Regions from separate parts of the Homo sapiens genome. Here region 2 is linked to region 1. Evidence: read pairs that join two places in POLR2A ChIA-PET (ENCODE). Cell type or tissue: HepG2. All regions are shown on one strand. Each heading gives the region's core, and the rest is flanking DNA. Links, peaks and the distances in the headings are about the cores only.

The links. Peaks named below come from ENCODE experiments on the same cell type or tissue, not always from the same donor. Only the 100,000 strongest peaks of a DNase experiment are listed, where the experiment ranks them.
Region 2: POLR2A ChIA-PET joins it to region 1 with 14 read pairs; 6 of 35 experiments call an interaction of 5 or more read pairs at or near these places.

What each region holds. Positions count from the first base shown.
Region 1 is chr2:170,656-183,233 of GRCh38, reverse strand. It overlaps LOC105373324 (a long non-coding RNA gene), which reads left to right. Exons shown (of 4, transcript XR_922689.3): 2 at 7,466-7,676. Among named protein-coding and RNA genes, the nearest start is that of SH3YL1, 87 kb to the left of the region's middle. In HepG2, for the core only: no CTCF peak of the experiment used is centred there; DNase peaks (open chromatin) are centred at 6,153, 6,673, 7,163 and 7,613; H3K4me3 peaks cover 1,588 bases.
Region 2 is chr2:244,792-257,369 of GRCh38, reverse strand. SH3YL1 (SH3 and SYLF domain containing 1) reads left to right here. Exons shown (of 10, transcript NM_015677.4): 2 at 4,255-4,365; 3 at 7,526-7,639; 4 at 9,768-9,832. Among named protein-coding and RNA genes, the nearest start is that of SH3YL1, 13 kb to the left of the region's middle. RefSeq lists a silencer at 3,995-4,195. In HepG2, for the core only: a CTCF peak has its summit at 10,692 (motif pointing left); DNase peaks (open chromatin) are centred at 7,499 and 10,699; H3K4me3 peaks cover 1,782 bases.

The DNA.
Region 1 (12,578 bases), core at 2,488-10,487:
AATACATGACTCTTAGTAACTGTAGGAGGAGTTTTCTGGTTACATGGAACAATTCAGACATATCAAGAAAAGCCAAAAGTACAAAAGCAAGTTATACTGCAGTAAAACATCACTTTCTTAGACATTTAAGATAAAGTATTTCAACATTAGGCCACAACAACAGTCAGAACTGGAGGAAAAGTTACTGGTGCTAATGAAAAAGTTTTAGGAAAGAGTTATCATGTTAGGGCTTCTCAAAGGGAGAAAAAACTGAAAGCAGCAAGACACAATAACAGTTGAGATATGAATCTGAGATATGAATCTGAGAAGTTTTCAAAAGGAAACAGGTTATATAATTAAAATCAAAACCTCTTGTAATTTTATTAAGAGTAAGTTAATAACTTAAGAAAACTATGTTTTAACAGTAGGGGACCAATCTTAGAAAGACTACTATAAATAATTTTCTTTTTGTTGTAGCCAACTTAATTACATATAAAATTTGTTTTGTAAATTTTCTTTTACAAACCTCATTATGACTTATGGAGACCATTGACAACATGCTTGGACTTCTTGATGTGTTCTATATGTCCCTCTTTTAAAAATAATCAGTGATTTTACTTCAGAACAAAAATTTGCCATATAAGATTCTTTTTCACACAAAATTATTCTCTTTTTAATAACCTTCCTTACCAAAAATATATCTTCATATCTATAATTTTTTCACAACTGTCTCTTCTACCTACTGATTTCTTTTTATCTTTTTTATAAATAATTCTTAACCTCCAAATTGCATAAAATTATTATTTGTAATAAGAACACAACTTGCATAATTATATATTAACTATACTTCTTATTTTAGTAACTTTAAATTTTAGTTCAAACCAGGAAGCAAGAAATCCTGAACTGTCTATAAGATGTTAGGATTTTATAGATGAAACCACTCTACAATTTTTAGAAATTATGTCTCTATATTGTAACCCTTTCTTAACTGAACATGATCCAGACATCCAATGAGCATCCATTATTTAATTGAAAATAATTTTAAGATTTTAAGTTATGCAAAAAGTTTACCTACAAGCATTTATCTCATTTATGTGTACTCAATTCTTTCATTTTTAACAGCCTATCTAGATTACTTCTGAAAATTAAGATATCAGAAAAAAATCTAGTCATTATTTAAAGTTATTTCTGTTAGCCATTTTTAAAACCTGTGAACATCAAGTTTTTACCAAAGTAAGAATTCTAAAGTTAAAGGAGATAGGTATTTTGCTGATAACTCAGAAGATTCAGCTGTTTTTATTGAGCCAACAATTTTAAATCAATCTCATTTGTCAAAAAACAATCACAGAAACAAAGATTATTCTGTTTTTGGCTGGGTTTCCAGTCCTATAACTCACATGCCAAACATTGACACCCTAAAATGTCCAGCAGAGGCAAATACAAAATAACCATTAAACCCAGGCAAAAACATATGCTGACAATTCTAAATACAGTTCTATTTTTACTGTACCAATAATTTAAAAAGCATTTTATTTATTAAAGATTTTCTTAAGTCTTATGAACTTGAAAAGCATTTGAACTTATTCATTTGATTTATGAGCATTTATTTATAATCTAATTTGGTAGCATGCTAGACACAACACACAACATAATACACATACATATACATCAACACATTAAACATGTATACACACACTAGCAAAGATCCAATAGCTTTTACCTTGAAACTCTAGCCATTAGATAGCATCACAAACTCATGAACATATAAAAGATATATGAACCCAAATTATTTTTGACAAAATTGGGACCTGTCCAAATGGCTACATTTTGTTTGCCCCAGTGGGTAAATCCAATAAAAGCTATGGACCACAATTTTGGGTAAAGCAGTTTTCATGGCAGTTCAATTTTTTAAAATCTTTTTAACTCTTCTTTCTGTTTTAAATGAGCTTTTAATGTTTACATTTTAGCTTGAACTGGATAAATGTATTTAAAAAATCCAAATAACCTTGAATTAGTAGTACTGTAGTGAGCTTTATCTCAACACCAGTAGCTTAATAACTATATAGCATATTCAAAGCAGGCAGAAAAGAAAATGAAGAAATAGACATAGAGAGCTTCAGAGGACTCTATTTAACTCTAAAGTTGCAGGTTAATCATTTCAGTTCTAAATTTTTCTTACTGTAATTTGTCCTTTCGTTTTAAAACATGTGCAAAAAGAAAAAACCTGGCATGCCTTTGAATTTGCCCGTGTTTTTAAACCATTAAATAACAAACAAATGGAAACTGACACAAATGGAGGACTCCCAAACTAATACTCAAAAAGGGAGACAGGAGAGATTTTTTTTTATTATTATACTTTAAGTTTTAGGGTACATGTGCACAATGTGCCAGTTAGTTACCTATGTATACATGTGCCATATTGGTGTGCTGCACCCAGTAACTCGTCATTTAACATTAGGTATTTGTTTTTAGAATATTATCTCACACAATCTGGTACCACAAACGACCTGTGCTAGGTCCAAATGGCACTAAAGCCCAAATGTCAGAGAGAGAGAATCCCACTGTGCACATTTGCTTGACTTACCCAGTCTTGAAGCCATCAACTCCTCAGATACCACTTTTTCTTGCACCAGCTGAGAGTTGCAGGCAGCTGATGCCTCGTAGGGGTGAAAAGGGAAAATCTCCAAGAAAAAGAGTTGTTGGTAGCTGCTGGGACGTTCCTGGAATCCTGGCCCCAGCCACAGGGTCAGATAGCCATGATCAGCTGGCACTCTTGAGCAAGTTGTTGCTCTGCCCAGTAGCGTGAATGGGTAAGTTCTGACATGCTGCTTAGGACAACTTCTCCACCCACTGAAAACTAGGCAGGCTAGATCACCTGAGGTGCACAGCACCATGCTGGGTGCCACAAATTGTAATTGAACCCAGGTTTGGCTGCTTGCTGCTTGAAAACCAAACTCAAGAGACAAGAGTTGGTGGGAACAAAAGTGGGTTTACCCAAAATCTGACAATCTGAGAAGATGGCAGACCAGTGTTGCAAAGAACATCTCAAGTTTCTCAGGCTGGCTGGAAGGTTTTTGTGGGGGGAGGATGTAGAGAAATTATGTGCAGGGCTTGACCATGTGTGGGTCAGTGTGTGTGGTCTCAATGACTGTCTTGAGCAATGGTCACCTGATGGTCTCCCTGGCATCAGCTTGACTGCAACAGGAATGCAGACTCACTGCTCAGAATTCTTCCCAGGGTGGGGTAATCTGCAACCTTGATTCTATGCTTAGTTTTTTAAGGCTGGTTCCTGAAGTTATCTAAGTAAATCATATGACTAAGCATTATTAAAAGCCCAGAATAGAAAAAAGGGAAAATAAAAAGGAAATAAAAGGAGAACAATTGTTTCTCAAGATGGGGTGGTAATTTAGGTTACATCTTCTCCAATGGGAAGCAGTGAGTATTCAGAAATAGTGGAATAATTTGCACTTTTTTTAAAAAAAGTATATTATCTATTTTCCTTTAAATATGCAGCAGAAGTTTACTATTATACAACTAAATTGTGTGGGTTCTCTAATTGCCCACCTAGATTAATATGTGGTTTATTTCACCTTGATGTTTTTAAAGAAAAGCCTGTGCTGTGTGAGGTTTAGAGCACGCACCATAAATAAGGAGGCTTGAGATGGCTGTGCCTTCCGGAAATGCCATGACCCAGGACCTACGCAGGGCCCACTGCTCTGAATCTTAACGCTTCTGAAATGGCTGTGCCTCCTGGAAATGCCATGACCCAGGACCTACGCAGGGCCCACTGCTCTGAACCTTAACGCTTCTGAAATGGCTGTGCCTCCTGGAAATGCCATGACCCAGGACCTACGCAGGGCCCACTGCTCTGAACCTTAATGCTTCTGAAATGGCTGTGCCTCCCCGGAAATGCCATGACCCAGGACCTACGCAGGGCCCACTGCTCTGAATCTTAACACTTCTTAAATGGCTGTACCTCCTGGAAATGCCATGACCCAGGACCTACCCAAGGCCCACTGCTCTGAACCTTAACACTTCTGAAATGGCTGTGCCTCCCCGGAAATGCCATACCCCAGGACCTACGCAGGGCCCACTGCTCTGAACCTTAACACTTCTGAAACGGCTGTGCCTCCTGGAAATGCCATGACCCAGGACCTACGCAGGGCCCACTGCTCTGAACCTTAACACTTCTGAAACGGCTGGATGTCTCTGCATGAGCTGTGCTTACCCAGTTGTTCCATTTATTCTTATATTTTACAAGCATTTAGTAAATTCTTGAGCTAGGCCCTGGGGACTACCAAAGGAATAAGATATCTGTTATTTTTATTTTATTTTATTTCAATAGTTCTGGGGAACAGGTGGTTTTGGTTACTTGCGTAGGTTCTTTAGTGATGGTTTCTGAGATTTTGGTGCACCCATCACCCAAACAGTGTACACTGTACCCAATGTGTAGTCTCTTATCCCTCACCCCCTCTCACCTTTCCCCCTAAGTCTCCAAAGTCCATTTTATCATTCTTATGCCTTCGAATCCTCATAGCTTAGGTCCCACCTATAAGTGAGAACATATAGTATTTGCTTTTCCATTTCTGAGTTACTTCACTAGAATAATGGTCTGCAACTCCATCCAGGTTGCTGCAAATGCCATTATTTTTTTACTTTTTATGGCTGAGTAGTATTCCATGGTGTGTGTGTGTGTGTGTGTGTGTGTGTGTGTGTGTATACATATATATATATAATATATATAATATTTTATTTATTCACTCGTTGGTTGATGGGCATTTAGTCTGGTTCCATATTTTTGTAATTGTGAATTTTGCTGCTATAAACATGTGTGTGCAAGAAGACATCTGTTCTTAAATTGCTCTCAATTTAGTTAGGAATACTTAAAATGGCTACACTGCAGGATAGAAAGTGTGCACAAATGATCACCTTTTAAATAGATGCATGAGAAGAAAGAACTCTGAAACGCAGTGATAAGTATGGTTCAGTGGAGCCCTCAGGACCTATCTCAGTGTGTTCCTCTAGCATCTCTTCTAGTTTCCTCATGCACTCTACTTTCTAGCTGCACCTGCATTATGCTTAGCACCTGTCCTATTCCCTCCTTTACTCTGAACCCCAGGTTCCCCTGTGTTTTCATGAGCACCTGTCCTATTCCCTCCTGCACTCTGCTCTCTAGCTGCCCCTGTGTTCTCCTTAGCCCCTGACCTACTCCCTTCTGCACTCTGCTCTCCAGCTCCACCTGCATGTTCCTTAGCACCTGGCCTATTCCCTCTTGCACTCTGTGTTCCAGCTCCACCTGCATGTTCCTTAGCACCTGTCCTATTTCCTCCTTCACTCTGCTCTCCAGCAGCACCTGTGCACCCACAGGTGGCTTTCCAGCTGTGCCTCCTGCCTATGCCCTGAGGAGCTCAGCACCCAAGAGTGAATGGATCAAATTACTGACTCCTTTTTGGTGTCGATCATCATTCTAGGCTCTTCATACACAACGTAAAAGGCAACACATTGCTACCTTTATTCAACTAGAAGGAAATTAAACTTCATAAAAGTTATACCCAGAGACCTAGTGCATGGAAAAGGGGTTTGTGCAATTCTTTCCACTGCTGCTTTTTATACTCAGTGCCCTATTCCTCCCTGAAAGAAATTCTGTTCCAAAATGCTGCAGTCACTGAGATTCTTCACTTTCTTTTCTCTCTCTCTTATTTATTTGGCCTATTTTTTATTTTTTTATTTTTTTGAGACAGAGTCTCATTCTGTCACCCAGGCTGGAATGTGGTGGCTCAATCTTGGCTCACTGCAACCTCCACCTTCCAGGTTCAAGCAATTCTGCCTGAGCCTCCCAAGCAGCTGGTACTGCAGGCAAGCACCACTACGCCAAGCTAATTTTTGTATTTTTAGCAGAGATGGTTTCACTGTGTTTCCCAAGCTGCTCTCAAACTCCTGACATCAAGTGATCCACCTGCCTCAACCTCCCAAAGTGCTGGGATTACAGACATGAGCTACCATGCCCAACCTTCACTTTCTTCTCTGAGTCAGAGATCTCTAGCAAGATAGCCTTTTCACAATTTTTATTGCAATAGAAGTATTTGAGACCTTTGTCAGGTTAAACTGTTGTGAGTTAAAGGTATGTCTGTTTTTCTGAGATACACTGAATTTAGGAATGTATGACTCAGTAATGAAAACTTGATCTGGCATCACCCTAGGCATTTGAGCTCCCAGACAGAGAAGGATCTGTTTTTCCAATCACTGACAAAGCCTGGCATGATCATGGTTCGCAGGAATGCAGCACCCCAAGAGGACCCTAGCAATTGGGAGAATTTTGTTTATATGACACTAAGCCCCAAATGACCTTAAATTCTAAATAAAAGTTCCATGGGCAATTTGTATAAGGGCCTTGTTTTTAAAGAAAATAAATTATATGACAGGTTTGTTATATATATATTACAAACTATACTGGTGAACATTTTACTCAACATTTAAAAATCTTTAATTAAGACCTTTCAGTACATAAAGCTTACATAACAAAGTCTAGCAAAAGTCTATAAAATCTAAACACATTTCTAAAAGAAAGGGTGGTGCCACGAAAGTTTACATGCTGAGGCTTTCAGGGTGGCTATGCTGTGTTGGATGTGGGTGGTGTTCTCTCTCTCGTGGTTTTGCTTCTTATGTGACAGTTCCGGCTCACGAGAGCTCTCTGGGCCCGTCTGTTGGCTTGCATCCTGTGGCGTTTGGCAAGTGAGATCTGTTTAATACAAAGTGTCAATAAAGCCAAGGTTATGATAGTTAAAAATAATCGATACTAATTCCCTAGAAATTTTGTCTTTTTTACCAAGCCACTGGTGCAATGTGGAGTCACTACATTTTATGCAAGAAGAATAACACCCTCACTCCACAGTCTGAACCAGAACTGACACTCGGTGGTGATTCCCCCTTTATTCTAGGAGGTGTTAACATTAGCTATGGCAATGTAAAACCGATGTTTTTGGAAGCAGTAGGGGCAGGGAATGGAAAATCCTCTGCAGCTGTCAACATGGGGAGTGAGACAATGCTCGTGTTGACTTGTGGAACTGGATGAGAATCTACTGCTCCTTCTCTAGTGACAGTCTCTGTCATTTGCATAGAAGGTTAAACGCAGGGAGGGCACGGGGGTTCCATGTAAACTTCAGTAAGTTGCATAAACAGAGGCGGCGATGTTTTATGTCTCTGATCTTTTCCAAGGACATCTGGCCTCTGGGTTGCAGCGCAATGCTCACTAACAGAAGCTGACTCATTTGTGTTATGTCTCTGATCTTTTCCAAGGACATCTGGCCCCTGGGTTGCAGCGTGATGCTCACTAACAGAAGCTGACTCAGTTGTGTTTTCTGGTTTTGGGGAATATCTTTAATCACCACATGAATGTTTATAAACTGTTGGGGCTAAACATGAAACTCACTCTTCAGGTGCCGTCTCCACCTAGCCACCGTGTACATTTTCTTTCTCTCTCTTGCAGCTGTTCTCTTCCTACGGACTGAATGAAAAATAAAAGGAAGTCATTTCTGCATGTGTCACAGAGGCATCCTTTGGTTCTAAAGGAAGCTAAGTTGGATTCCACAAGCCCATGGTCCTTATAGCATGTGAATAGGATTCAGTCACGGACGAGAAGGAAGAGGTTCAGGAGAGACTGTAATCGCCCTGTCCAGGCTAACCCTCCAGCTGTGCAGGTGACAAGCTTGCCTGTGTTTGTGTTGTGTAAGTGTGTGCGGTACAGCTGCTAATGTAGTGTCCGGAAACATCTTACAAAGTAAGCCTTCCCCTACATGTAGTTTTATGTGGGTATAAATTCATTTCAGTTCTTGACATGAACATTTGTACAGTGCTTCCAAGTGAGGCTTTGACTGCCTCACATCTGGAATCCTTCAAGTTTATCCTTCTTGGAGTCAGTGTCGTGAACGTTTTTCCCCCAGGTCAAGAGTCTGCTGTCAACATGATGTTCTCTAATTACATGGCTTTGTACAACTCCCAGCTCTGTGGACATATGTTTTTGTATTTAAGGCATTCCTTCTTTTACCTCTGTTTATAGATCATCCTTGACTCTGCTCTTTTCCCACTGCCTTTATCTCAGGTCCTTCCCAAGGTTTTGTGCTGGCTGACTTCTTTTAAGTAATGGAAGAAGAGGACGTGGGGTCAGTCAGCCCAGCTTCTGATCCCTTCTCCACCCATTACTTGGCAAATTAAAGCTGTGTTTAGGCTTCATTTGTTTCGTCCTGGATTTCTCAAGAGTTACAATTTTTAGATATATTAATTACAATTATAGAGTTGTTTAAAGATCAAACAAGGCAATGTATATTGATGTGTTTTGTAATCTTTAAAACTCAATAGAAATGTAAGATCTTGCTATTACTATATAATTGTAAAATCTTCCATTTCTTGCTTTTTCTTTGGTTGCTGGCCTAGAAATTGAATCAATTCTCTTCTCTTTTTATTTTTTAAAAAATAATCTTGAGCATATGAAATTGCTGATATTTTAATATATTGCTAATGTTTGATCTATTCAAATGGTAGCTTCCTGTGGTTTCTTCTAATAGTTAAAACTATGTCAGGTCAGGCATGGTGGCTCATGCCTACAATCCCAGCACTTTGGGAGATCAAGGCAGGCAGATCACCTGAGGTCAGGATTTCAAGACACGCCTGGCCAACATGGTGAAACCCCGTCTTTACTTAAAATACAAAAGTTGGCAGGAGAATCACTTGAACCCAAGAGACAGAGGTTGCAGTGAGCCAAGATCACACCACTGTACTCCAGCCTGGGTAACAGATTGAGACTCCGCCAAAAAAAAAAAAAATATATATATATATATGTGTGTGTGTGTGTGTGTGTGTGTGTCTGTGTGTGTGTGTGTGTGTGTGTATATGTATATATATATATATATATATATATATATATATATCAAAGTGATATATTTGTATAGTGAAACCCCAGACACTACCACTAAGTGAATGATGATATAAAACTCTTATTTCTTATTTTGCTACAATGTTAGGTTCTCAACAATCATTCTGCCTCCCAGTTTACCTTGGTCTTTTTTCCCATTGGGATTGGTTTCCCTGAAATGTCTGGTGATTCTTCATTGTTCACATTTAATAGTGACACATGAAGAAGGAGAATGAGTCTGTGTTATCATTAGTGAAAGGCTCATCTAGAGGTGATTCTTCACTGTTCACATTTAATAGTGACACATGAAGAAGGAGAATGAGTCTGTGTTATCATTAGTGAAAGGCTCATCTAGAGGTGATTCTTCACTGTTCACATTTAATAGTGACACATGAAGAAGGAGAATGAGTCTGTGTTATCATTAGTGAAAGGCTCGTCTAGAGGTGATTCTTCACTGTTCACATTTAATAGTGACACATGAAGAAGGAGAATGAGTCTGTGTTATCATTAGTGAAAGGCTCATCTAGAGGTGATTCTTCACTGTTCACCTTTAATAGTGACACATGAAGAAGGAGAATGAGTCTGTGTTATCATTACTGAAAGGCTCATCTAGAGGTGATTCTTCATTGTTCACCTTTAATAGTGACACATGAAGAAGGAGAATGAGTCTGTGTTATCATTAGTGAAAGGCTCATCTCGAGGTGATTCTTCACTGTTCACATTTAATAGTGACATGTGAAGAAGGAGAATGAGTCTGTGTTATCATTAGTGAAAGGCTCATCTAGAGGTTTTGCTTCAGGGAGTCGATGGGGTTTCCACATGTTAGTAAGTGATGCGTTTGGTCTCAATGGTTTCCTTTCTCTGGAGAAAACCTTCTCCTCTCCTCTCTGGAAGGCAGCTGCTTGCTTGTTGGTTGTTGGTGTTCTACTCACTGGTTACCCGAGGGGTGGGGTGCAGGCATCGGTGAGGGAGGATAATGAGGGTTGACTGTCAATGTACAGATTTTAATCGACCCTCCTGTTTTCTGACGCCTGCCTCACTTCTCCGCCCCTCACCCCCAGGAAGGTGCACAGATGATGCTCCTTCTCGCGGATGCGAGGCCACCAAATCAATTTTTGTCTTTGCTGTTCTCTCTCCATGATGGATAACCATCATGGTTTCTTGGGAGGGAAAGGAAACAACTGGGTCAGTATTTCATCTACCATCTTTAACTTGGAAGCTTCTTCTTCCAGCTAAAGCTAGAATAGCAAAGCTTGAGAAAGGGTTTTGAAAATATTTCATAACTCAACTTTTTGGGATGATTTGAACATCTTAAGGCACTAAGTTACTGGGTTTTCTGAAAATGGTGATGGGGAATCATTAATTATTAATTAATCTCTGCTTTGTTTTAAATATATTGCACCAGGTTTGTGTGTTATAATCCCCACTCAAAAAGTACAGATTTTTTGATATAATTTTTTTTTGAAGAAATATCTTAACTACTCTACAATGCCACACTTAGGATGTGGGCAAATCTTTATTTAAGACAAAATGTATTATTTCTCTTTATGTAAATTAAGATATTGTGCCTTGAAAAATCATTCATTTGGGAATTTTTAAATCTTTCTCAGTTTTCTTGAACCTTTTGTGTAAGAGAAATGACCTTATATTTGTCAATTATTTCTACTAAACACTTAGCTGTGAGCATGAAAGAAACGGGCAGTTCTGTTACAAGAAAAAGTGGAGAAGGTGGTATCACTATTACTCTTTCATGGACGGGCAAACAGTTCAGGAATTTCCCAGAACCGAGGTTTTCTGTCTTATAATTGGGTGTTCTTTGTCTCATAACGTGCGCTTCATCCTTCTGTATGAATTTCTTTGCTCAGCCTGACTATGAATGTCGGCTCTCACATGCTAAGCACACATTAATTTCTCTTATCCTTTATTCCCACCTAGTGTGCGGGTGGTTTTGAGAGGATTCTGTATGGCCTGGTCCTCAGGTGCTTGGCAAAATGGGTCCACCCCCTCCCGGGTAACCCTGGCTCTAGGCCCTCTTCCATGTCCTGGCCTTCCCCAGTAGTCCCCTGGAGCCCTCTGGTGACCAAAACTCCACAGTGAAGCGCCTCCAGGAATGGTGGCCGGTGAAGGGTTCCCAGTTCAGGACACGTTATTCCTTTTCTGTAAAAACGGCACCACTTTCAGCTAGACTCTCAGGCAAAGGCACAGAAAATTATCTGATTAGACTCATGATCTTTTAGAGGTTTCCTATCGCTGAGGTCATCTGAGCCAGTAGTTTTCGAAATGAGTTGAGGGCTTCATATCCTAAAATGTTGCATTTAAATTCTAGTTAAAAATAGTTTAACTACTGCATTTTTCCATTCTAAGACACATTTTTTTCATGTTTTGCTTTTTCTGGAGTTAGCATGCGTCTTATAATTGATATACTTCATTTAATATGATGAGATCTCTTCTATTCTTCTAAAAAATTATCAATACATTCATGATTAATATTGATTTAATAGCATCTCAGAATGTAAAACATCCAGGTTGCGATCATTAATTCTTCTACAATATTTAGATGCAAGAAGGTCATATTTCTTTCTTTCTTTCTTTTTTTTTTTTTTGAGATGGCGTCTCGCTCTGTCGCCCAGGCTGGAGTGCAGTGGCGCGATCTCGGCTCACTGCAAGCTCCGCTTCCCGGGTTCACACCATTCTCCTGCCTCAGCCTCCCGAGTAGCTGGGACTACAGGCGCCCGCCACCACACCCGGCTAATTTTTTGTATTTTTAGTAGAGATGGGGTTTCACCGTGTTAGCCAGGATGGTCTCGATCTCCTGACCTCGTGATCCGTCCCCCTCGGCCTCCCAAATTGCTGGGATTACAGGTGTGAGCCACCGCACCTGGCCATATTTCTTTCTTTTTATAAGTCAAATTATATCTAACAGAAACTCCCATGTATCAAGATGTGGAAGATTCCAATTCACGGAGGTTCCTCGTCAGATTCTGTGCCAGACACTGGAGGCTGGTATGGTGGGACTTCATGCTCCTCACCTTCCTGTCTCACTACTTTTCTTGTGACTGCCAATTGCTGGCCCTTTACTCTGAAGTGGGTGAGAGGACCACTGCCCCTGCTACTGGGGAGGGGATGCTCCTCACAGCACGAGAAGTGCCAAGAAGGCAGCAGTCAAACACTGGAACCTTGGCCACACCAACCACATCTGGGGAATTGCATGTGACTAGGGCCTAGCCCAATAGGAATGCTCCTCTTCTGGGAACATCTCCCCAGTATCTTCATTTTGTTTTCCCATTGGCTAGTCCAGCTTAACCCCTTAGACGATTCTAGATCTCCCCAGAAAATACCTAGGTGAGAGTTATCCAGGCAAATTCTCTCCCTCCTTTAAACCCCTAAAGGCTATAATGTGTGTGTGTGTGTGTGTGTGTGTGCGCGTGTGCGTGTGTGTGTGTGTTACAGAGGTCTAATCTGCAGAAGCACAGCTTGGCCTTCAGGAAATAGATGGGAAAAGGGAAAAGGGCCGCTTTATTATTTCCTCGTGCCTTCAAAGCACACACAAAGAAGGTATCAGTACTTTGTCTAATAATTCCTCTGTAACATTGAGCATTTAAAAGTTATTATAATACATTTAAATACCTTGCCCATACAAGTGCATTATAAAATGTAGCAGTAATGAAACAATTAAATGTCCCAACTTAAC
Region 2 (12,578 bases), core at 3,076-11,075, 74 kb before region 1:
AAAACCTAAAGCTGTAAAAACTCTGGAAGATAAGCTAGGAAATTCCATTGTGGACATAATCGCTGGCAAAGATTTTATGATAAAGATGCCAAAAGCAATTACAACAAAAACAAAAATTGACAAATGGGACCTACTTAAACTAAAGAGCTTCTGAACAGCAAAAGAAACTATCAACAGAGAAAACAACCTACAGAATAGAAGAAAATATTTGTAAGCTCTACATCCAACAAAGGCCTAATATTCAGAATCTATAAGAAATTTAAACAAATTAACAAGCAAAAAAACAACTCCGTTAAAGTATAATAATAATAATAAGTGGTTAAAGGACGTGGACAAAAGATTTAAGCAGACACTTTACAAGATATAGAAATAGGAAAAAGTGTTCAACATCATTAGTCATCTGAGAAACGAAAATTAAATCCACAGTGAAAGGCCACTGTGTACCACTAAAATAACTAAAATTTTAAAAACTGGACATTGCAAGTGTTGGTGAGGATATGGAATAACCAGAACTCTTATAAAAGTTTCTGGTGGAAGCCTGAAATGTGTAATCACTTTAGAGAACTCTTAGGTGGCTCCTTACATTGTTAAATACACATTTACCACATGAACTGGCAATTCCTATCCTAGGTAATTACCCAAGAGAAATAAAACATTTTTTCTTTTTCTTTTTTTTGAGATGGAGTTTCGTTCTTGCTGCCCAAGCTGGAGTGCAATGGCGCCATCTCGGCTCACTGCAACCTCCACCTTCCAGGTTCAAGTGATTCTCCTGCCTCAGGCTCCTGAGTAGCTGGGATTACAGGCGCACGTCACCACATCTGGCTAATTTTTTGTATTTTTAGTAGAAATGGGGTTTCACCATGTTAGCCAGGCTGGTCTTGAACTCCTGACCTCAGGTGATCCCCCCACCTCGGCCTCCCAAATTGCTGGGATTACAGGTGTGAGCCACCGTGTCCGGCCATAAAACATTTTTTTACAAAAGGCTTACAAAGGAATATTTATAGCAGTTTTATTTGTAATAGCCAAAAGCTGGAAACAACCCAATTGTCTATCAACAGTGACTGGAAGGACAAATTGTGCTATGTCCACACATTAGAATACCAGTTGGCAGTCAAAAAGGAAGAGCTGATCTGTGCAGCAATTTGAGTCTCAGTAATTTCATGGTGAGTAAAATAAGCTAGACAGAAAAGAACACACACTGATGACTATATGAAGTTCTGGCACAGACAAAATTCATACTTAATGACAGAAATCAGATTGGCACTAACCTGAGGCAGGGGCTGGGTATAGGAGTGACCACTACAGAGGGCACGGATGCTGTGATCAGGAGTGGTCTCTACCTCTGTCCATGCACACTGAGCTATACCTGTAACAGGTAGATTTCATTTTGTAAATTGTATCTCATGAAGTTGATTTGAAAAGCCTACACTGAGAGGCAGTATTTTAACTATTCTGAGATAACATTGATTAAAAAATGCAACATGCCAAAATACACTAATGCTGTGATGCCACTTGTTTTTAAAAGGAGTAAAGAGCTACACACATGCATCATGCACACTTAATTTTGCATAAAGTATCTGTGGAAATACCTTCCTCTATCTGACTTAATACCATTGATGAATCTTGGGATGGATTTTTTTCCTGGTCTGGATCTTGTTAATACTCCTGTGTTGAGCCACAAAGAACTGATACTGACATCTTTTAAAGAAATTTAAATAGAACTCCAAAATGACCCTAAGTCAGTTTTCACTTTTTAAAATTTTATTTTATTTTGAGGCAGGGCTTTGCCCTGTTGCCCAGGCTGGAGTGCAGTAGCCCAGTCATAGCTCACTGCAGCCTTGATCTCCTGAGTTCAAGTGATCTTCCTGCCTCCGCCTCCTGGGTAGCAAGGACTTCAGCAAGGACCATGACTGGCTAATTTTTTAAATCATTTTATTGGTAGAGATGGGGGTCTCACTATGTTGCCCAGGCTGGTCTCGAACTCCTGGCCTCAAGTGATCCTCCTCCCTTGGCCTCCCAAAGTGCTGGGAGTACCCAGCCAGTTTTCACTTTTAAGATAAATTACATGTTTCAAACATTCCAGGCACCAAAATATATCACATTTTATTGGAGATATTTATATTTTGCTGAATAAAAGAAAGGGATTTTTTTCTCTGCTGTTTCAGCATTTGATCTGTCGAAAGAATAAACCATGAGTTTATACATGAGCTCTGACACAGGTTTTAATCAATTTTAAAAGTTTATTTTGTCAAGGTTAAGGACAGCCCATGACACAGCCTCAGGAGGTCCTGATGACGTGCTCAAGGCGATTTGAGTATAGTTTGGTTTTATAAATTTTAGGGAGACATGAGACATCAATCAATATATGTAAGATTGATTAGATCCAGAAAGGCGGGACAACTTGAAGTGGGTAGGGGGCTTCCTGATCATAAATAGATAGAAGACAAACAGTTGCATTCTTTTGAGTGTCTGATTAGCCTTTGTGATTTACAGGAATAGTCACTTAGGCTGTAGTCTGGCTTAGTGAAACAACAGGGCAAAGGAAACAATCAGATATGCATTTGTCTCACGTGAGCAGAGGGATGAGTCTGAGTTCCATCTGTTGTCCACAGGGAATTTCCTTGTGATCAAATTGTGAGGGAGGTGTGTAGCTTCTTACCTTTGTAGCTATCTTTTTAGGAATAAAATGGGAGGCAGGTTTGCCTCACAGAGTTCCCAGCTTGACTTTTCCCTTGGCTCAGTGATTCTGGGGTCCTGAGATTTATTTTCCTTTTACAAAAGCAAGCTTCCATTAGCGTACTTCATCTCTGTTCTGTAAATTACTGAGGCGAAACAGTGGAAATGAATGCCTTCAACCTTCCAGATCCTGGCATCCTGCAGTCAGTCACGCATGTGCCTCCTAATTGTAGACAGTGAGACAAGAACTTCTCAGCCTCAGGGCACTTGTGGTCCTACACTGAAGCTATTCAGCTTCTTCGCTCTGCTGATCCCTCGTCCAGTAACAAGAGAATAGTCTATCTTCTCGATATACTTCAGAGCTGGAAGAATTATGTGAGCTTTGTTATGACAAGCCCTCTGATGAGTGTATGAATGTCCAGGCAACACTGTAAACGTAAAGTGCCATAGAAATGCAGGCCGGCGTTACTTGTAGGCTCAATTCCCAAGTCTTCCTAGAGTTTTACTCATCAGAAAGTCTACAGGCAGCCAGTTCCAACATTTTTGGCAAGAACAACAAAATATATTAAATTTATACTATATATTATAGATAGTTACAAAATATATTTTTAAATTTTAAATTCTTATTTTAAATTAGTATTGAAGTCTGTTAATTGCAGGAAGAAGATACATAACAGGGAGGTTTGGCCAGGTTTTGTTTAACATCCTTTGGGGCCCAAGGATTTTATAATTTCTGAGATGAGAGTTTAGAGTTTCTGACTCTCAGCATAGATTTGATTTATTAGGAGAAATAGAGATGATACTGTCAATGAGGATTTCCAGTCATTTCCTTTGATAGGCTATGCTGTGGTAATGCTTCATTGTGTTACCAAAAAGGGGTCCCGATCCAGACCCCAAGAAAGGGTTCTTGGACCTGGTGCTAGAAAGAACTCAGGGCAAGTCCATAAAGTAAAAGCAAGTTTATTAAGAAAGTAAAGGAATAAAGAAGGGCTACTCAATAGGTGGAGTAGTGGCATGGGCTGCTCAACTAAGGATACTTACAATTGTTTTTCAATTATATGCTAAACACGGAGTGGATTATTCGTGAGTTTTCTGGAAAAGGGGTGGGCAATTCCCGGAACTGAGAGGTCCTCTCCTTTTTAGACCATATAGGGTAACTTCCTGATGTTGCCATGGCATTTGTAAACTGTCATGGCGCTGGTGGGAGTGTCTTTTGGCAGCTAACGCATTAGAATTAGTGTATAATGAGCAGTGAAGATGACCAGAGGTCACGTTCATTGCCTTCTTGGTTTTGGTGGATTTGGCCAGCTCCTTTACTGCATGCTGTTTTATCAGCAAGGTCTTCGTTACCTGTATCTTGTGCGGACCTCCTGTCTCATCCTGTGACTTGGAATGCCTAACCTTCTGGGAATGCAGCCCAGTAGGTCTCAGCCTTATTTCACCCAGCTCCTATTCAAAATGGAGTCCCTCTGGTTTGAACACCTCTGACAATTGTATATGAGAAGAATGAAATAATAATAAATTTCTCACTTCTATTTAGCAGAATTTTTCATTAAAATATCTTTTGTTATGTTTCAGTGAATAACCCTATACCTTCCAATTTGAAATCAGAAGCAAAAAAGGCTGCCAAAATATTAAGAGAATTCACAGAAATAACTTCCAGAAATGGACCTGATAAGATCATTCCTGGTAGGTAAATAGGATGAGTGCTGTTTGTCTCTAAATGTCTTTTTCCTAAGTTGTTTTTTGCATTGTTCGACACTCCATTTCAGGCAGAAGCCTCCATCAATGCCAACAAGTAGTTCAGCCACCTTTTGTTCCACCACCTTTTTTCTCATGACTGATCCAGGGATGCTTTGGAAACTACTACCTGTTCATTACAACTTCTGGTTATTTCCAAAGGGTGTTCACAGCATAACTTGTTTCATGCAAAGGAGATCCAAATGCCAATTAACTTTGGCAATGTTACAGACCAACCTCCCTCTTAATTAATCACAGCACGTGACTCTGAGCTCTGTTTTAAAAATTTGTTATTGATAGAATAATCTTAATAATGATAAAATAATGATATTAATTATTGTTGCATTCCTGCCACTTCTCCCATCATGAGAAAACAGTCATCATAAGGCCTTGCTACTCCAGGTGGAAGGGGTCTGGACAGGGCCAGCTGCAGACCAGGCAAACCAGCAGGGCCTCTTCCCTCCCTGTCTCTCCCTTTTGCATAGGCTTTTTCTCCTGCCTCCCATCCCAGGGTGCCAGCGCCCTAAACACCACATGTTCCTGCTCCACTTGAGCTCTCTGCAGCCTCGCCTGTCCTTTGCATCGCGTGCTAAGAACTCTGCAAGCTAACCTCGCAAACTCACCAGCTAATCTCATACATAAATTTTAATTTTGTGTTTCCTCCTTCCACATAAGACATTTACATTCTCTAGCGGTTTAAGACATTAATCAGTAATTCCTAACACAGATGTGCATCAGTATCCCCTAGACCATAAAGGCACAGTTCTTAAACCTCACTCCAAACCTGCTGAATCAGACTTTTAGTGCAGTGTGTCCAGGAATGCATGTTTTAAACATGTTTCTCATGTAATTCTTAAGTAGTCAGTGACACATAAGATCAGTCCAGAGGGGAGCCTTTGAAAACCACTATCTGTTCATCACCACTTCTAGTTATTTCCAAAGGGTGTTCATAGCATACTTGTCTCATGCCAGTTAGCCTGGACAGTGTTACAGACCAGCCTCCCTCTTAGTTAATCAGAGTGCATGACTCTGGGTCCTGCATTAAAGAGATAAAGTTAATTTTTCTAAGCCAGATATCTAAAGTTATTTAATAGAACTTTAATGCTTTAAAAATTTGTTGTTGTTTTAATAATCTTAATCATGATATTAATTGTTGTTGCATTGGCCCGGTGACTTCTCCTGTCTTGAGGAAACGGTGCTTGTTAGAGCCTTACTGCTCCAGGTATAGTCTGAATCTGCAGCTTGGCATCCCCTGGGAGCTTGTGAGAAATCTGCTCAGACGTCACAAATCAGTCTGCATTCCTCCCAAGGTCCCAGTGAGGTGCACACACACACTAGTTTCAGAAGCGCTGCTTTAGAGCTTAAAGAAAACTCAACAAGAAAAACTAGATTTTCAGTATCAGTATTCTGAAGGAGCCCGTCTCAGTGGGTGAAGCTCAGAAAAAGAAATTCTGTTTGCATGTTAGTCTAAGTAAGAGATTGCCCCAAAGCATGGGTGTGGCAACGATGGAAGTTCCACAGCCAACAGAGATCCAGGCCCACTTCTCCTGGGAGTCTGGTGGGGGGCATTATGTTTACATTAAAACAAAGATGCTATTTCATAGGATAAACAGTTGCATCTACAAAATATTTAAACAAGACATCTAGATCTTAAAACCTTCCCAGTGGTGTGTTTGGCCTCCTCTAATGTTAGGATTCTAAGAAGTAGGTGAAACTTAATTTAGCAATTAAATCTATAATTGGTACATTCTATGTTATAAATCAAAAGCTAATTGGCAGATTATTCAGGGATTATTAATATGTTAGTGTCCCTGAATTTGAGTGGAAATCTGTAAAAATATAATTGACATGTGGAATATGTCCATTTTAAAATGTGCTTTTGTTAATATCTAATATTCCCAATAGGGGCAATAGCAACTCTAGAAGCATCGAGAACAGAATGTGAGGAAGACATTCTGCCAACAGGTGGCTGTAAAAATAAATCTGCACAACATATAATACAGCTTTCAATCTTGTTACAATATAATTATAACCTTTTAAAATACAAAAATAAAGTACACTTAGTAGACAGCCATCCAGGATGCAACCTTATTTTCTGTAGCTTTCTTATTAAGAACAGCTCCACAAATGTTCTGCATGCAAACTTCATGGTGTTGGATGAATTATTTCCAAGAGTCGGTTCTTAATTTAAACTTTGAAATGGTGGCATAATTACATGAGAATTTTAGTGTTCTCTTGGGTCATCTGCAAAGCTTTTGCTCTGTGTACTAGAGCCCCATGTCTGACTTCACTTCCTTGGCAGAATATTTGATAAAAATAATAATAAGTTAAACTACCTTAAAGTTATATGTTAGGCTTCCCTCGTTAGTTTGAATGAGGTGTTATTGTGTCGTAAATTCACAGAATCGTGTGGCACTATATTCAGTGGATACATATACCAATAACCCTCATTTTATGTAATGAACATCTCTGACATGTGAATAAACCAATATTTTTAAATGGAATTATATTATCAGTGTACTAATAGTTAAGTGGTACTCAAATGCTATAGCAGATCATTTTATAAAGTTGAAAATGTTTTAACATTGGAAAATTACTTAATTTTTCTGTTTTTGAATCCAAATTTTTATATTAATACAAGGTTAATTTAGCTACGTGGCTTTAAGATCAAAGTTCTAATTCATGCTGCCTTTTTGTAATTTTTAAAGTTTCTCCTTAATACTATATGGATCTTAATTTCTTTGAAAATGTAGCTTTTATCTTTTATGTACTATATCCTAAATTAATTGAAATTGCCAAAATATTTGCCCTGCTAATAGATAGCAATAAAATCTCTTTCAAATATCTAATTTATTTTGTCAGTTACAGGATGTGAGGATATTTATGATGTTGTGTTTAGCACTGCAAAAATAGCAAACACAAAAAACATTCATGGGAATAGAGAGGCCTCGTGCCCATCTGTTGAGTGACTGACTTTTGTTCATTGCTCCTGTGTGCCCCGAATTCCTAGAGATAACCTCTGTGTACACTGACTCTGTTTAACACTTGCTCGTCTATCCAGGCACATAGATCAAAATGCTTACCTTCCCATTGTTTTCCACGTTAACAGCTCACGTAATTGCGAAGGCTAAAGGCCTTGCAATTCTGTCTGTGATCAAAGCCGGGTTCCTGGTGACTGCCAGAGGAGGCAGCGGGATTGTAGTGGCGCGCCTTCCAGATGGAAGTAAGTTGGCGTCTGTTCACTGGAGTAGAGAGTCTTCATTCTTTGTTCTGTCTGTTTTCATGTGAACACATTGCATAGCGAGTAGGACAGGTTTCCTGCATATCAACTAAAACTTATGTAATAAGGGCTACTCGACTGAACGTGCAGTTTGGTGTCAGTGAACAAGCCACAGGAACCAGCCTTTCCGTCTCTCTCTGTCCTCAAAATATTAGAGAAGACAAGACAGGTAGATATAACTTTGTTTTGCATGCATTTTGTAATTCTTCCGTGGAGCAAATATTGAAACATGGCAGTATGTGCATTTCTTTTGTTTAATATGAATTCTTATTCCTCAACTTCATGGTGTAGCTGCTTTCTTTTGTTTTATGGAAATTGATATGAAAATAAGGGGCCATATGTGAATTTCTTTGTTTCTGTGGTAGATCATAAAAACTGTGACATTTGAAGAGTTTTCCCCAAGGCAGAATCATATCAAGAGCAGTATCATCGAGTTTTACTTTCTGGGATGAAATCTACTACTTGATTCTTTAGAGATGAAATCAAAATATTTGCCATGAATCCCAAGTACTAACATTTATAGTAGTATTTAAAATGGACACAGGTGTGTCAAAACTAACTAAAATGTTTTTTATACCAATTTAACATTTGCTGTTCAGTGAACACGTTTTTCTATTAGTAGCAGTTTTTTAGCATAATTTTATTTTATTTTGAGAGAGCATGGGACACTTACAGACAATAAATATACAATATATACATTTGTGAAATATATGGCCTTGAAATAGCAGTCAGCAGATTCACCATTTCTTACCAAGGTATCCCCGCAGTCAACAAAAACCTCTTCCTTATTATGTGGATCAGTTTTCATAGCTCAATGTGTGGCTTTGAAAATGAGAAGAAAATAATTCTCTTTTTCTCAAGCATTATCCAAATTTCCATGAGCAGACTTCTCAGCAGTAAAACCAAACAAAGTAGAGGCACATTCCAAGGGAGCCCATTGTCAGATGGGACTCAGAGTCTGTGAGAAAGTCCCTGCATGTCTCAGGTCCCCAACTGCTCCATTGATGGGGTGACTTGCTGACCAAGGGTAGGGACAGTCAATACCAAGCCCTGGGCTCCTCTCAGAGCCCCAGCAAACCTTTCTACTGGTTTTAAAACCTACATTTCTCTCCCTTCTTCCTGAGCTGCAGCTGCTGACTCTGCTGAGAGTAATTTAAAAACTGTCCAAATAAGACACAACATGTTCCCCAGGATCCTGGCCAAGACCAGCCATCTTAACACAGGGACAGTTCCTAACATAGGGAACGAAAAATTATCAGACACTAATTTCTGTAAGCCAAACTTCTCTAAGCCTGGGTAGGATAGTTCTGGATATATTTCAGCAATATTCTAGTATCTAGCATGCATGGTAGCAACCATTTTCAAAAAGTGCTTTGGCCAGACCATCCCCCCACCAAATTGAAAATACATTTTTCTAGACTTGTTTAACATGAGTTTCTATATCAAGAAAAATAAGCATATAGTAATCCTAAAATGTGCCGTATCATGGCAAATGGAATTACTGTACTTAGTTTCTAAATGTGATTTATCTTGTTAGAATTTTAATAACCTTGAATTTATAGCCTATTTATTCTGCTTAAGCACGAGAGGTGTTAAAACAGTTTTTGCCCTCAGAAATTTACAATGGAAACAATTATTATGTTACCGTTAGATAATCAACTCTCTCGAATCCTTCTGATCTCTTAAATCTGTGACAAAATTCTAGCTGAAGACTAGACCTACAGCTAAGTTGTTCTATAAAAATATTGACAGTTGAAGTTACCAAGTGCTCTGTATGGCTAATGGTTAGGGAACCAGTAGTTGGTGGTCTTATGCATGTTGGTAGAGAAAGATTAGAGGACATGGGCTTGTGAGGCTATGAGACTCATAATGAATATCTAATACTTTAAAAATATTTTTAACTTTTTAAAAATTACATATTCTTTTTGAAGATCACTTTAAAATCAGGGGAAATACCAAGTCTCATTATTTTCAATAGAAGCACTCTTTAGATTTTAGCATTTTTCCTTCCTATATTTACATGTCGAGGGTGTTTTAATGTTAGGATAACGTTCGTTTGTTTTTTTATTAGAATGGTCTGCACCCTCAGCCATTGGGATAGCTGGCCTTGGTGGAGGATTTGAAATAGGAATTGAGGTAAGTAGCTTGTGCACGTCCATACAACTGCCATATCCTCTGAAGACACCTAAGATGCAACCTGTGAAAACTGAGAGGTTTCCTAGCGTTCTTATTGTTACCATTGGCACTTAGGAAAAATTGTTTCCTTTATTTTCTCGATGAATGTCTAACTAAAGCTATCTGATGGTTCCCATTTACTTTCCTTTTCTTTCCTTAGTAGTAGGATTTCTTTCATTCGCCATTTTATCTGCTTCTGTCTCATGCACATTTGTATAACAGGCACATCCCAACACCTGGCCAGCTGTCATTGGCAGTTTATGGACTGCTCATGGCAAAGCCACTGTTCTCCTTCAGTGGGCATTGAAATTACGTGGGCAGTGCATCATCATTTGTGGCAAAATCCAGTTTTGTAACATATGATATTCAAATCCCTCCACATTCTTTAAGTAAAGAAGAACTTCACGTTATTTCAGTTTATAATGTTGCTCCTGGGATTGTGGCGTCTGTCGGGCAGACATGCACACTCACAGAGGCCTCCTACACGGGGATCCTCTTAGGGCTGATGCTCATCTTCAGTCTGTCGTTTTGCAAGGGCCTGGAAATTGAATCTCCTGGTATGCTCAACTCATTTTCTTCTCAAATTTCAGTCCATTTCTTCCTAAGCTATCCTTTGTAGATTTGCCCTGTTGACATAGTTGTAAATTCCCTCAGCCTTATTAGGAGGAAGTATTTCTAACTCTTTTTTCATCTTTATTCAATCTTTCTTACTCACTGCTGTATAAATTTGTAGTATAAAAGGAACATATTTTAGTTTTGCTTATCATGACTGCATTTTTGTACCATGTGCAACCAAATCAAAGCTTTCAAAAATATCGCCCTCTGGTGGAAAGTGCATTTTCATCAGTGATTGTGGCTTCCCTCCCCTTCCTCCTCCCTTCCCTCCCTCCCCTCTCTTCCCCTTTCCCCACCTCCACCCAGTCCCCTGGCCCTCCTTGTAGAAGGGCCTTTTTCTCTCAATAGATCATGCTGCTAAACTGTGCTAAGTCACAACCTGTTCTTCCCACAACCCTCTGGCTCCTTGTGAGGCTGGGGGCATGCTTTGAGCATTTATTTCAAAAATGATGAGAGACTCAGAAATGATGTCTGTATTAAATTTCAATATATTAGAGACCAAAAATTGAGAGTTTCCATGGTAATTCTTTGAAAATTTTGGACTTTTAGCCATAGGGCACATTAGAAGCCCTGAAAAACAAGAGCAAGTAAAATGTAGTCCCTTCATCCAGTAAATGAAATAGAAAGACTTTAAGCATTTTATAGACTGATACATAGTATTTTTTTTCTTTTTTCTCTTTTTTTTTTTGAGATGGAGTTTCACTCTTGTTACCCAGGCTGGAGTGCAATGGCATGGACTCAGCTCACTGCAACCTCCACCTCCCAGTTTCAAGCGATTCTCCTGCCTCAGCCTCCCGAGTAGCTGGGACTACAGGCGTGCACCACCACACCCAGCTAATTTTGTATTTTTAGTAGAGATGGGGTTTCACCATGTTGGTCAGGCTGGTCTGAAACTCCTGACCTCAGGTGATCCGCCCACCTCGGCCTCCTAAAGTGCTGGGATTACAGGCATGAGCCACCGTGCTGGGCCTTAGACTGATACACAGTATTATTTTATTTTTATTTTTATTTTTTTTTAGTTGTGATGATTCAATAGTTTATTGTTTTGTTAACAATTCTCAAGACTGGTGCGCTGCACAGTGGAATTGCTGTTCATATTTTTGACAAAATAAGACCATCCTGGGCCATGGGGTGACTACTTTACACATAAATAATCAATCTTCTCCTCTCAAACCAGTATTATTTTTAAAAGACAATACGAGACAGTGGTGAGCTGTAAGAGAGAAGACTGGGTCAGACCATTCTGGCTCCAATTCTGACCTGGGTGCTTCCAGTCTGTGATGTTAGGAAGTAGCTTTTCTTCTCCACACCTCAGCTTCTACATCTGCAAAACACAGTTAAAGATAGCCTTATATGAGTCTCTGGGCTTATATTGATGATTAAATATGGATTTATACAGTAAAAGCCCTTGAAATGACACAAAATATAATTTTATTTTTAATATCTTCTTCATCTTTGCAGCTTATTTAGGCTTGCCATTTACAGAAACTTTTTATTGCAAAGCCTGTCTTCATGACAGTATGGAAATTAACTATGGAATTTCATTTAAATAACATAACTATTAACTTTTAAATGTCAATTTCAAACAGAGATAAGAAGCATCTCCTAGGGATTGGAGACATGAGTTTTAAACTTCTTAACCATGATCTGACTTTGCTTCTCAGAGCCCCACAGATAAGTCTCTGCGTGTAATTGTGAGTGTGCAGTGATGTCACAGCAGTCGGCTATTTTTCAATGTTAACAGAAAGCACTGTTTGCTCTCCATGAAGCACTCTCTGATTCTGTCTGAGCCTCCATCCTAACAGAGCACTCCCGCCTGCTGTCTTAATGAGGGAGGGAGTCAGAACGGGAGCATGGGGTATCCAGAGTGGTTCCCTCAGGCTGTTCTCATCACAGCAGATCTGGTGCCCACTGAGACCACGGAGGGGCTGGAGGGTAGACACGTCCTTCCTGAAGGGACCAACCTCTGAGGGCACTTCTGACTCAGGTCACTGGCTGAGCTGAGCATCCCCTTTGGACCTGGCTTCTCTGGGAACTTGCCCCTACCATGTCCTAGCAGCCACAAATAGTAAGGACCAGCCCTCAAGTGCAC